Regions from separate parts of the Homo sapiens genome. Here region 1 is linked to region 2. A link is a contact called in ENCODE Hi-C data. All regions are on one chromosome and are shown on one strand. The core of a region is the stretch at or near the end of the contact, and the rest is flanking DNA. Distances in the headings are between cores, read along the strand shown. Region 1 holds the start of P2RY8 (P2Y receptor family member 8). Region 2 holds the start of SLC25A6 (solute carrier family 25 member 6).

Region 1 (6,949 bases), core at 3,568-6,067, 150 kb after region 2:
TACGTATATGATGTGTGTATATGCACATATATGTATATATGTATATGATGTGTATATATACACATATATGTATATATGTATATGTGTATATATACACATATATGTATAGATGTATATGTGTATATATACACATATATGTATAGATGTATATGATGTGTATATATATATACATATACTTATGATGGAATACTACTCAGTCATGAAAAAGAATAGCATTTGGAGTGGCCTGGATGAGATTGGAGACTATTATTCTAAGTGAAGTAACTCAGGAATGGAAACCCAAACATCGTATGTTCTCACTCATAAGTGAGAGCTAAGCTATGAGGATGCAAAGGCATAAGAATGCCACAACGGCCGGATGCGGTGGCTCACACCTGTCATCCCAGCACTTTGGGAGGTCGAGGTGGGCAGATCACAAGGTCAGGAGTTTGAGACCAGCCTGGCCAATATGGTGAAACCCCGTCTCTACTAAAAATACAAAAATTAACCGGGTGTGGTGGCACATGCGTGTAATCCCAGTTACTCAGGAGGAGGCTGAGGCAGGAGAATCGCTTGAATCCGGGAGAAGGAGGTTGCAGTGAGCCGAGATCGCGCCACTGCTCTCCAGCCTGGGCAACAGAGTGAAACTCTGTCTCAAAAAAAAAAAAAAAAAAAAAAACGAAAGAAAGAAAAAAGAAAAAAAAAGGAATGACACAAAGGACTTTGGGAACTCCAGGGCAAAGATTGGGGAGAGGATGAGGGATAAAAGGCCACAAACCGGGTTCAGTGTATACTGCTTGGGTGACGGATACCCTGAAATCTCACACATCACCACTAAAGAACTTCCTCGTGTAACCAAATGGCACGTGTTTCCCCAAAACCTATGGAAGTAAAAAGTGTAAAACAAACCAACAAAAACACACATCAGCTTCTGAAAAAATCTTCTGAGGAGTGTGCTTTCTTGAGGCAAATAAAAGAGATTGCCAAAAATAATATATATATATTCATATATTACATATTTACATATTTATTATTTAAACATATATTTATGTATTTTTTATTATTTATATATTATATATTTATATATTTATTATTTAAATATATTGTATATTTATATATTATTTATTCTTTATATCTTATATACTTATATATTTATTATTTAAATGTATTGTATATTTATATTTTATTTATTATTTATATATTATATACTTATATATTTATTATTTAAATATATTATATACTTATATATTTATTATTTAAATATATTATATATTTATATATTATTATTTACATATTTATTATTTACATATTTATTATTTAAATATATTTTATATTTATATATTATTTATATATTATATACTTATATATTCATTATTTAAATATATTATTCATATATTATTTATTATTTATATATTATATACTTATATATTTATTATTTAAATATACTATATATTCATATATTATTTATTATTTATATATTATATACTTATATTTATTTAAATATATTATGTATTTATATATTATTTATTATTTATATATTATATACTTATATATGTATTATTTAAATATATTATATATTCATATATTATTTATTATTTACATATTACATAGTTATATATTTATAACTTAAATATATTATATATTTATATATTATTTATATATTACATATTTACATATATTATATACTTATCTATTTATTATTTACATATATATTTGTATATTATTTATATATAATATATTTACATATATATTTATATATAATATATTTACATATATTATATATTTATATATATTTACATATATATTTATATACAATATATTTACATATATTATATATTTATATATATTTACATATATATTTATATACTTACTATTTATATATTATATATTATTTATATATAATTATTTATATAATTATATATGTAATACATATATATATACACACACACAGATAGGTGTATCTGTTGCTTTATCCTAAGTGAACACAGATACTGCATCACTAGGGAGCGACATTGTGAACCGCAGAACACTCCCTGCAGTCCCCTGAGCTCAGTCTGGTCCTTGGGGGTGATCCTGGGGGCACCCATCACGCCCACGCCCTTTCCGTACCTTAACAGGTGTAGGCAGGGTGTTGTGTGTCTCCCAGGGGCCGTGCAGAATCTCCTAACCCGAGAGAGGAAGAGCAGGGTTCCAGGTGGACACTGGGATCCCTGGACCCTGCCCCGCCCACCCCACTGCCTCTAGGGACAGAAGAGGGGCTGGGGGAGGGAGGTTGGGGACCATGCCCAGACACAGCCAATGAGGAGGTCCTGATGGAGAGGCAGGGCTGAAGGAGAGGGCGCAGGAGAGAGACTCAGACGAGAGGGGGCCATCTGCCCGGGGAAAGGGCCTCTCCAAGCGCAGGGCTGTACGTATGCACCACTGGCAACAGCTACCCTGCTGTTGTTAATCCTAAGCCATCGCTTCTTCCCTGGAACTTTAAGGGACAAACTCAGAACTGCAGTGTGGGTAGGGTTGGAGGGAGGGAGCGTCTCTGTGGTTCTCCAAGGGGACCTCACCTCTCCCACCCACCCCAAGGTTGGTCAGTCTGAATGGTGCAGCCAGGCGGGGACCTGGCAGAAGGCATCTGAAAAGCATGTGCTTTTACAAACACAGGGTTGCCCACCGTCCCGTACGTCCCATGCACGCCTCTCTCAGCCTCTGACCTAATTGTCCTCTTGTGGGGTGGGGGAGGCCAATATTTGGGAAAAGGGGCAGCATCCTGGTGCACGTAGGACGCTGGCACCTGTCTGGCAGTGCCTAAATGAAAGTACTGCTTTTCCAATGTGGGATAATTCCTTTTTTTTTTTTTTTTTTTTTGAGACAGAGTCTCACTCTGTCACCCAGGCTGGAGTGCAGTGGCGCGATCTTGGCTCACCGCAACCTCCGCCTCCTGGGTTCAAGTGATTCTGCTGCCTTAGCGTGCCGAGTAACTGGGATGACAGGTGCCCGCCGCCACACTCGGCTAATTTTGGTATTTTTAGTAGAGACGGGGTTTCACTATGTTGGCCAGGCTGGTCTCAAACCCCTGACCTCAAGTGATCCACCCACCTCGGCCTCCCAAAGTGCTGGGATTACAGGCGTCTGTCACCGCCGTAAACACAAAATATGCTACTATCTGGCGCTGCTTGCCAAAGTCAAGTGGGCTATGCAAGGAGGAACGGAACGGGAAGGAGAGATTGAACGGCGCAGTCAGGTGCACCTGCTTCCCCACGGGCTTCAGCTCCTCAGCGGTTTTCACTTAGGGCTCTCGCGCTTCAGACTTCTCATCCACGTTACGTAAAGATAACAACATGGGAAGAAACAACCACACACACACACACACACACAGACACACACACAGACACACACACACACACACACACAAACCCTTTTCTTTTTGGGAACAGAGCCACGTGACCATGGTTCCCCTTTATAGAAATGGGACCTAAAGCGCCACAGCAGGCCTTGTTGTGTGTGGCCTGAAATTCCCAGAGCAGCTCCCTCTGCCTTTTCTCAGCTTTTTAGGGGACAGATCTGACAAGACCCAAGGAATTGGGGTTTCTAAGCGGACCTGTACAAATGAGGTCTGAGGTGGCCGTGAGACCCGGGTCTGGGGTCTCCCTGGCACCGAGGGGGTGACGAGGGGCCACCGTGCTCATCCAGGCACCCATAGGGCTTTAAAACCCGTTTAATTTATGCTTACTCTTCCATTATTGGAACGCTAAGCATTTGGGAGTTATTTATATCCCACGGCTCAAGGTCATCGCCAAGGTCTCATTGCAAACATTGAAAAAACTGCAATCTCAGGCGTAAATGGGTTACGTGCAGCAGCCGCAGCTGCTTACCCTCTCTAAGGTTAACCTCAAGAGAGGCGCATTTCATGGAATGAGTTTTTTTTTGTTTTTTTTTTTCTAAACAGAGTCTCGCTCTGTCGCCCAGGCTGGAGTGCAGTGGCGTGATCTCTGCTCACTGCAAGCTCCACCTCCAGGGATCATGCCATTCTCCTGCCTCAGCCTCCCGAGTAGCTGGGACCGCAGGCGCCCACCACCAAGCCCAGCTAATTTTTGTATTTTTAGTAGAGACGGGGTTTCACCGTGTTAGCCAGGATGGTCTCGAACTCCTGACCTCAGATGATCCACCCACCTCGGTCCCCCAAAGTGCTGGGATTACAGGCACCTGCCACCACGCCTGGCTAATTTTTGTATTTTTAGTAGAGACGGGGTTTCACCGTGTTAGCCAGGATGGTCTCGAACTCCTGACCTCGTGATCCGCCCACCTCGGCCTCTGAAAGTTCATGGAATGAGTTATTAAAGGAAGGGTGGCTTGCAGCCCTGGAAAATTTGAGCATTTCTCCCCTAAGTGACGAAGCGGCTGTGCAAAGTCTTCCTCCCAGGAAATTTGCACTCCTGGTCTGCTCTAGCGTGAGGAGAACACGCCTCATGGAGTTTGCACCGTCTTCCCCCATGTTCTCACCGTACACGGACCCTCCCAGCGACCCTGTCTTCTCCCTTGACAGTGCAGGACAAGCATAAAAGTCCAGCTCGGCGGCTCACCTGTGCAGAAGCAGCGGCAGAAGTAGCAGGTGAGAGCTCAGAGGGTCTCCAGGTAACAGGATGCAACGCTTAAGTCGACGGCCGTGCCTCAGAGCCCGGGACTCGGGGGGCCAGCCACCAGCTTGCAAGCCGTGGTCACTCAAAGTGCTTGAGAAGGTGTTCGTGGGCGGCAGACGGCTGCCCTTCCAGTTCCATCTGTCCAGCAACCTTGCAAAGGCGGCCGCTTCGCTGGGTGGCCCACCGGCTGGCACGACTGTCTCCGAATGCAAATTCTGCAAACTCCACCTCCCAGCGCACCACCACGGTTGCGACTCAGGCTTAGGTGGAAAGGAAGTGTGTTGTGACATTTCCTCTGTAACTGTCTGAACACTCATGTGCAGGGCTGAGCCCACTGGAGTAACGTCGCTGTGTCTCTGGGCAGCACCGTTAACCGCCCACCTCCCTATCACTGGCTCGCAGGGGGCCCTACTCTTAAGAGAACCCTGAGAGTGAGGAAAAGAGGGAGAATGATTTTTCTAAATTTTGTAACCAGCAGTGAAGAGCCGTGGCATGCTCCAGAACCGATTCCTGTTTCTTCTGAAATAACAAAACAAAACAAAGAAAGAACAGAACACGTTTCCTTTTAGACTCTAAAGCTGTGCTCATTGCGACATCTCTTGGTACACAGCCAGACTGTGACAAGCGAACAGACCTTGGGCACTGATCATTCCGGCTCTCACAGTTGGTCACGGGCGCTGCAGGCTCATATCCTCAACATCCCATGGGGGATCGGCCAGTTTCAGGAATGAGAACCAGGTTTCCGAGCTCTGGTATCCTTGCTTGTGAGGAGCAACGGTTGGTTCTTGTCACTCGTGGGAGGAGGTTGAGAGGGAAGGATCTGTCACTGAGAAAGAATGAATGAATATTGAACCACTGCTCAGGGAAAAGACATGGTAGAATCAATCCCTCAAGCCAGGCTGGGTGTGGTGGCTCACGCCTGTAGTCCCAGCACTTTGGGAGGCCAAGGCGGGTGGATCACTTCAGGTCAGGAGTTTGAGACCAGCCTGGCCAACATGGCGAAATCCCGTCCCTACTAAAAACACAAAAATTAGCTGGGTGTGGTGGTGGACACCTGTAGTCCCAGCTACTGGGGAGGCTGAGGCAGGAGAATCACTTGAACCTGGGAGGTGGAGGTTGCAGTGAGCCAAGATCAGGCCATTGCACTCCAGTCTGGGTGACAGTGAGACTGTCCCAAAAAACAAACAAACAAACAAAAAGACCAGGCCTGCTGGCTCACGCCTATAATCCCAGCACTTTGGGAGGCCAAGGCGGGTGGATCACTTGAGGTCAGGAGTTCGAGACCAGCCTGGCCAACATAGCGAAATCCCGTCCCTACTAAAAATACAAAAATTAGCTGGGCATGGTGGTGGATGCCTGTAATCCTAGCTACTGGGGAGGCTGAGGCAGGAGAATCACTTGAACCCGGGAGCTGGAGGTTGCAGTGAGCCAAGATCAGGCCATTGCACTCCAGCCTGGGTAACAGAGTGAGACTGTCTCAAAAAAAAAAAAAAAGTCGAGGCCTGGTGGCTCACACCTGTATTCCCAGCACTTTGAGGTGCCAAGGTGGGCCGGATCACTTGAGGTCAGGAGTTCGAGACCAGCCTGGCCAACATAGCGAAACCTGTCCCTTAAAAATACAAAAATTAGCTAGGCGTGGTGGTGGACGCCTGTAATCCCAGCTACTGGGGAGGCTGAGGCAGGAGAAGCATGTGAACCTAGGAGGTGGAGGTGGCAGTGAGCCCAGATTGGGCCATTGTACCCCAGCCTGGGTGACAGAGTGAGACTGTCTCAAAAAAAAAAAAAAAAAAAGGCCAGGCCTGGTGGCTCACGCCTATAATCCCAGCACTTTGGGAGGCCAAGGCGGGTGGATCACTTGAGATCAGCAGTTCAAGACTAGCCTGGCCAACATGGCGAAACCCTGTCTCTACTAAAAATACAAAAATTAGCTGGGTGTGATGGTGGGGGCCTGTAGTTCCAGCTACTGGGGAGGCTGAGGCAAGAGAATGACTTGAACCAGAGAGGCAGAGGTTGCAGAGAGCCGAGATCATGCCACTGCACTCCAGCCTGGGCAACAGAGAGAGACCCTGTCTCAAAAAAAAAAAAAAAAAAAATCAAAAGAATCCTTCAGGCCCCTGGTCACAGTGTTTTCTTCAACAGATCAATAAGTAGCTTTATATTATGTGTGTTTCTGTTTGAAAACACCTTATTAAGGAAATCGTTCTGTAAAAGGACATCCACACTCACAGTTCATCACAGCACTATTCACCATAGCAAAGACACAGAGTCAACCCAGGTGCTTATCCACCATGCATCGGATAAAGAAAATAGGGTACGTGACCGGCGGGTGCAGAGGCTCA
Region 2 (6,131 bases), core at 595-3,094:
TGAAGCGCTGGGACATCCCGCCCTGCTAAGTTTAAAAAAATTTTTTAAGCCGGGCACAGTGGCTCATGCCTGTAATCTCAGCACTTTGGGAGGCTGAGGTGGGTGGATCACGACGTCAGGAGATCAAGAGCATCCTAACACGGTGAAACCCTGTCTCTACTAAAAATACAGAACATTAGCAAGGTGTGGTGGCAGGTGCCTGCTAGGGAGGCTGAGGCAGAATGGCGTGAACCCAGGAGGCGGAGGCTACAGTGAGCCGAGATCGTGCCACTGCACTCCAGCCTGGGCGACAGGGAGAGACTCCATCTCAAAAAAAAAAAAAAAGGTTTTTTTAAGATGTGGGGTCTTGCTATGTTACTCTGGCTGGTCTCAAACGATCCTCCCTGGGCCTCTCCAAGTGCTGGGACACCCCGCCCTGCTAAGTTTAAAAAATTTTCTTAGAGACGGGGTCTTGCTACGTTGCCCTGGCTGGTCTCAAACTCCTGGGCTCAAACGATCCTCCCTGGGCCTCTCCGAGTGCTGGGACACCCCGCCCTGCTAAGTTTAAAACTTTTTCTTAGAGACGGGGTCTTGCTATGTTGCCCTGGCTGGTCTCAAACTCCTGAGCTCAGGCGATCCTCCCTGGGCCTCTCAAAGTGCGGGGACACCCCGCCTGCTAAGTTTTAAAAATTTTCTTAGAGATGGGGTCTTGCTATGTTGTCCTGGCTGGTCTCAAACTCCCGGGACACGCCACCCTGTACTAGGTTTAAAAAATTATCTTAGAGATGCGGTCTTGCTCTGTTGCCCAGGCTGGTCTCAAACTCCTGAGCTCACGCGATCCTCTCCGGGCCTCTCAATGCACTGGGACGTCCTGCTTCGTTAAGTTAAAATAATTTTTTTTGAGGTGAGGTCTTGCTGTGTGGCCCCGGCTGCTCTCAAACTCCTGGCCTCAAGCAATACTCCCCGGGCCTCTCAAAAGCGCTGGGATCGCGGGCGTGACCTGTCCTTGCAGCCAAGCCTATTCATTCCCATCACCGAGCTGTCACTCGGAGTACAACGTTAGCAAGGACGTCCTGGCGGCAATGTTCCTAGGCATCATGCTACTTTCTATAAGCCTCTCCCAAAAGACAAAAAATGCATTGCTCTGGATCAGAATTGCACAAATGAGCTAAGAAGGGGGTAAGAACCACCAATAACCATATCCTGGTTATTCCAGGACACCTGCGGGCAGGCTCGTTGCCCTATTGGCCTTAGAATTACCCTTCACGGTGGAGGGAGCAAGAGCAGACACCTGCCAGGCATCCACCGGAAGGGTTGGTCCCAGCCGGGGGACCCGCAGGATTGAGCTCAAGGTCAAGGCCCGCCAGCCGCAGGGTCCGTCCATGGGCCCTGCTCAGCGCGCATGCGCCCTCCAATCCGTGCCGCATTTCCCCCCGCCCGCCGGGCCCAGTGCGCACGCGTGGACGTCGCCACGCCCTGCAGCAGCGGTCACGTGACGCGGCCCCCGGAAGCCGGCGGCGCGTGGACAAAGCGATCGCGGCCTTCCACTTCCGGCGCCCGCCTGCAAGGCTCTGCTGCCCACGTCCCCGCCCGACCCGGCCACTCGGTTCCCGTCCCCTAGTCCCCGGAGCGGCCGCGCCCGCGTCCCCACCTGCAGCAGCAGCTTGACCCGCTCGATCGGAGCCACGGCCGTCTTGGAGATGGCGGCGGCGATGCCTCCGGCCAAGAAGTCTTTGGCGAAGGAGATGGCCTGTTCCGTCATGGTGGCAGGGCGGGCAGCGGAACGGGAGGACAGCCGGAGAACGGGCGCGGAGAGTGAATGGAGGGCGTCGCTGGCTCAGCCCTGCCGCCGCCTGGACCGAAAGGACGGAGCAGCCACCGCGCAGCCGCTAAGACGCCGACGCCACGCCCACTCTCCGCCCCCGCGCCTCCTCGCGCCGCGCTCATTGGCTGCGCCGCCAGGCCCCGCCCCACACCAGCCTGCGTGCCTCGCCTCTGAGGGCTGCCGGGAATCCCGCTGCGTCCCGCCCCGCACTCCAGCGAACCGCGCCCATTGGCTGCGCTCCCCGGAGACGTCCCGCCCCGCACCCCTAGGTATGCCGGGAGCCAGGCCCCGCCCATGCGCCGTAGGGGCCGCTGGGGGTTCCGCGGCAGCCTTGACCTTGTGAAGGTCAGGCCGCTGCCAGTACCCGAGCGGGCGGGAGGGCAGCTGCGGAGTCAGAAGCCCACCCTGATGCCCAGTTCGCTCCGAGTGCGTCGTCCGCTTTCTCCCGGAGGCCGCGGCGACCCCGCCGGGATGTGCGACATGTGGTGCCCCGACCCCCGACCCTTGACCCTTGACCTCCGGGCAGCTCCGACCCTTTCAACACTCTCCGGGGTCGTGCGTCGGGAGACCCCGGCCCCTGCCCGCGTGCACCCGGGGGGCCCCGCGCGAAGCCTGCGGCGGCTTCCACGTGGGCGCGGCTCAGTCCCGCTGCCGATCCGTGACTCCGCGCCGCCCTCCGCGCCCGGCCTAGGTTGGTGGGGGGGGGATCTCTCTGGGCCTCCGTTCTTTGACCCCGCGGTGCCCTCCGCGCCGGGGCTGGGGGTTCCGTGGGCCGCGCCCACCCGCCCGGGCTCCCCTATTTCCCCGTGTCTGTGCCCGTGTCTGCCCGGCGGGGGCTGCGGCCGGGGTCCTCCTTCGCGACCTCCCACTCCGCCCTTCCTCCCTCCCTCCCTCCCTCCCTCCCGCCTCCCTCCTCCCTCCCTCCCGCCTCCCTCCTCCCTCCTCCCGCCTCCTCTCCCTTCCCGGCTCTCTCCCGCCCGCCCTTTTCTCCCCGTCTCTTCCTTCCCTGCTTGCCTTTGCTTTTTGCTGCTTTCCCGCCTCCCTCCTTTTTCTCCGTCTTTCCGTCTCTGCCTTCGTTTCCCTCCCTCCCTTTTTCTTTCATTTCTCTCTCCCTTTCTCCTTCCTTTCTTGCTACGTTTCTTCCCTCTTTTTCATTTTTTTCCTTCCTTTTTCTGCTTTTCTCCCTCCGCCCTTCCTCTGTTTTTTCTTTGCTCCCTCCCTCTTTTTTCTCCCTCTTTCCGTCTCTCCTTCCCTTTTCCTCTTTCCTTCCCTTCCTCCCTTTTCTGCCTTTCCCTCCTTCCCTCTCTTTTCCTTTTCCTCTTTATTTCCTGTCTCCCTTCCTCTCGTCCCTTTCTCCCCTCTCTCTTTTCCGTTTTTTTTTTCTTTTGAGACAGAGTTTCGCTCTTGTTGCCCAAGCTGGAGTGCAAGCTCCGCCTCCCGGGTTCAAGCGATTCTCCTGCCTCAGCCTCCCAAGTAGCTGGAATGACAGGCATGCGCCACCGCGCCCAGCTAATTTTATATTTTTAGTAGAGACGGGGTTTCGCCATGTTGGTCAGGCTGGTCTCGAACTCCGGACTTCAGGGGATCCGCCCACTTCGGCTTCCCAAAGTGCTGGGATGACAGGTGTGTGAGCCACCACGCCTAGCTGTCTCTTTTCCATTTTTTAATTTTTTTTTCATTTTTCCTCTCTCCCTTTGCCTCTCTTTTTCTTCTTCCTTTTATTCTTTCCTGTCTTGTTCTTTCCTTCCTCTCTGTTTCTCCCTTTCTCCCTGTTTTCCTTTTTTTTTTTTGAGATGGAGACTTGTTCTGTCACCGAGGCTGGAGTGCAGTGGCGTGATCTCAGCTCACTGCAACCTCTGCCTCTCAGGTTCTAGAGATTCTTGTGCCTCAACTTCCCAAGTAGCTGGGATTACAGGTGCCAGCCACCCCACCCGGCTATTTTTTTTTTTAAGGACAGATGGCGTTTCACCATGTTGGCCAGGCTGGTCTTGAACTCCTGACCTCAGGTGATCCGCCCACCTCGGCCTCCCAAAGTGCTGGATTACAGTCGTGCGCCACTGCGTCCCGCCTCCTTTTCTTTTTTCTTCTCTCCTCCGTCTTTTTCTATCCTACCTCCCTGCCTCTTTCCTCTCTCCTCCCTCCTTTTCCTTTTTCTTCTCTCCTCCCTCCCTCCTGTTTTTCTCCATCATTCCCTCTCCCTTCCTTTCTTTTTCTCCCGTTCCCCGTTTGCCTCCCTCCCCTTTTTCTTTCCTGTCTCCCTGTCTCCTTTGCTCTTTTCCTCCCTTTCTCCCGTCCCTCCCTCCCCGCCTTCCTTTTCACTTCTTTCCCTTCCCATTGCTTCCTTGCGTTTCCTGCCTTTCCCTGTCTCTCCCTTTCTTTCCTGCCTTTCCCTGCCTCTCTCTTTCCTGCCTTTCCCCATCTCTCCCTTTCCTGCCTTTCCCTGTCTCTCCCTTTCTTTCCCTCTCCTCCCACTCTCCCTCCTTCCTCCCTTCTTTTCTTTCCTCTTCTTTCCCTGTGTCTTTCTTTTTTCTTTCCTTCTCTCTTCCTTTTCTCTCCCTGTGTCTTTCTCGCTCTTGTTTTTCCTTTCTCTCCTTTGTGTACTGAGAAAATGACAGTCCCCGGCTGTGGGTGGGCAGGAGTGACCCGCCCCAGAGAGCGGGGTCACCCTGGGTGACTCCTGGGTGCAGCTGTGAGCCCTGCCTGAGGCTTTTCCTGACCTCTGGGGAGGGCGGCTCAGCCTGGGGCTGGAGGTTGGGGCCAGCTCTGGAGGCTGGAGTGGCTGCTGGGCGGCGGGACGGGTGTCTCAGAAGTCACTGAGGCATGGGTAGGTCTAACCTTGGGACATTGCTGTGGGGAGGGCTGTGGAGACCAAGCACATTCCTGAGGCTCTGCCAGGGCAGCGGGGGTGGACAGTGTCCCCTGAGGACCCAGGACCAAGCCAGGCTCGCTACAGGGGTCCTGGAATAGAGGACAGAGGCCAGGAGCGCTGTGGGTGCTGGGCAGGGGTGGGGAGTTTGCTGGGGAGCTGCGCCTTACAGACCTGTGTTTGTTTCCCAGCCTCAGCGAGGCCGGGCTGGACGGGGCCCTGGTGCTGGTTTTCAGTGCCTCAGCGAGGCCGGGACCAGAGCTGCTATTTCCAGATGAGGCTGGCTCGCATCTGCTCTGGCCGGGGCTCCAGGCCTGAGCCCTGCAACACGGCGTTCCCTTTCCAAGTCTGCAAAGCCTGTCTTAGGGGAGAGAAGAAGTTTCCTTCCATGCGGGTGGGGACGGCTAACCATGTCCAGACACTGAGACCGGTGCTCTGTGTGCTCAGCCTTCAGCCTGCACTGGCTTGGTGGCTTGGTGACCCGCCAGCAGGGTGGTGCTGTCTGTGGGCTCTGCTCAAGCTCCTCTCAGAGCCAGGAGGATGCCCGCCTGCTTGGGCCTGGCTCCCAGGATGTGCTTGGCAAATGCTTCTGGGATGGATGGATGGATGGGTGAGTGGATAACGGATGGATGGATAATGGATAGATGGATAATGGATAGATGGATGGATGGATGGATGATGGATGGATGGATAATGAATGGGTGGGTGGATGGATGGATGTGCTCGATCGGCAAATGCTTCTGGAATGGATGGATAATTGGATGGGTAATGGGTGGGTGGATGGATAATGGATGGATGGATGGATAATGGATGGATGGATGGATAATGGATAGATGGATGGATAATGTATAGATGGATGGATGATGGATGGATGGATGGATAATGGGTGGATGGATGATGGATAATGGGTGGATGGATGAATAATGGATGCTTCTGGGATGGATGGATAATGAGTGGGTGGATGGATAATGAATGGGTGGATGGACAGATGGATAGATGGATATGTTTGCTTGGCAAATGATTCTAGAATGAATGGATGGATGGATAATGAATGGGTGGGTGGGTGGATGGATGGATGCACTCTGTTGGCAAATGCTTCTGGGATGGATGGATGGATAATGGATGGATAGATGGATAATCAATGAGTGGGTGGATGGATGGATAGATGGATGTGTTTGCTTGGTAAATGATTCTGGAATGGATGGGTGGATGGATGGATGGATGCGCTCGATCGGCAAATGCTTCTGGAATGGATGGATAATTGGATGGGTAATGGGTGGGTGGATGGATGCATGGATAGATGGATGTGCTCACTCAGCAAATGCTTCTGGAATGAATGGATGATGGATGGATGAATAGATGGATGGATGGATGAATGGATGGATGGATGGATGGATGAATGAATTGCTAATTGGGGCTGTTTTTCCATACAGAGTGCTGCACGTGGGACTTAGCCTTGGA

What was found. A loop is a pair of places that touch in the nucleus more often than their neighbours do. Pooled maps may share reads with other maps.
Region 1: a map of CD8-positive, alpha-beta T cell shows a loop between it and region 2 (11-fold over the local background). The contact joins the promoter of P2RY8 here to the promoter of SLC25A6 in region 2. A Hi-C loop is called at or near these places in 8 of 168 maps with a recorded cell type or tissue (CD4-positive, alpha-beta T cell, CD4-positive, alpha-beta memory T cell, CD8-positive, alpha-beta T cell and 2 more), 33 of 37 single-sample maps with no recorded cell type and 16 of 50 pooled maps.

What each region holds. Positions count from the first base shown.
Region 1 is chrX:1,532,368-1,539,316 of GRCh38, forward strand. It overlaps P2RY8 (P2Y receptor family member 8), which reads right to left and starts at 4,818. Exons shown (of 2, transcript NM_178129.5): 1 at 4,554-4,818.
Region 2 is chrX:1,390,269-1,396,399 of GRCh38, forward strand. It overlaps SLC25A6 (solute carrier family 25 member 6), which reads right to left and starts at 1,845. Exons shown (of 4, transcript NM_001636.4): 1 at 1,631-1,845. The coding sequence starts at 1,741. It overlaps LOC124900597 (serine/arginine repetitive matrix protein 1-like), which reads left to right and starts at 1,740. Exons shown (of 5, transcript XM_011546186.2): 1 at 1,740-1,963; 2 at 2,074-2,495; 3 at 4,862-5,280; 4 at 6,104-6,131. The coding sequence starts at 1,740. The coding sequence ends at 6,124. RefSeq lists enhancers at 1,109-1,704, 1,705-2,299, 1,743-2,345.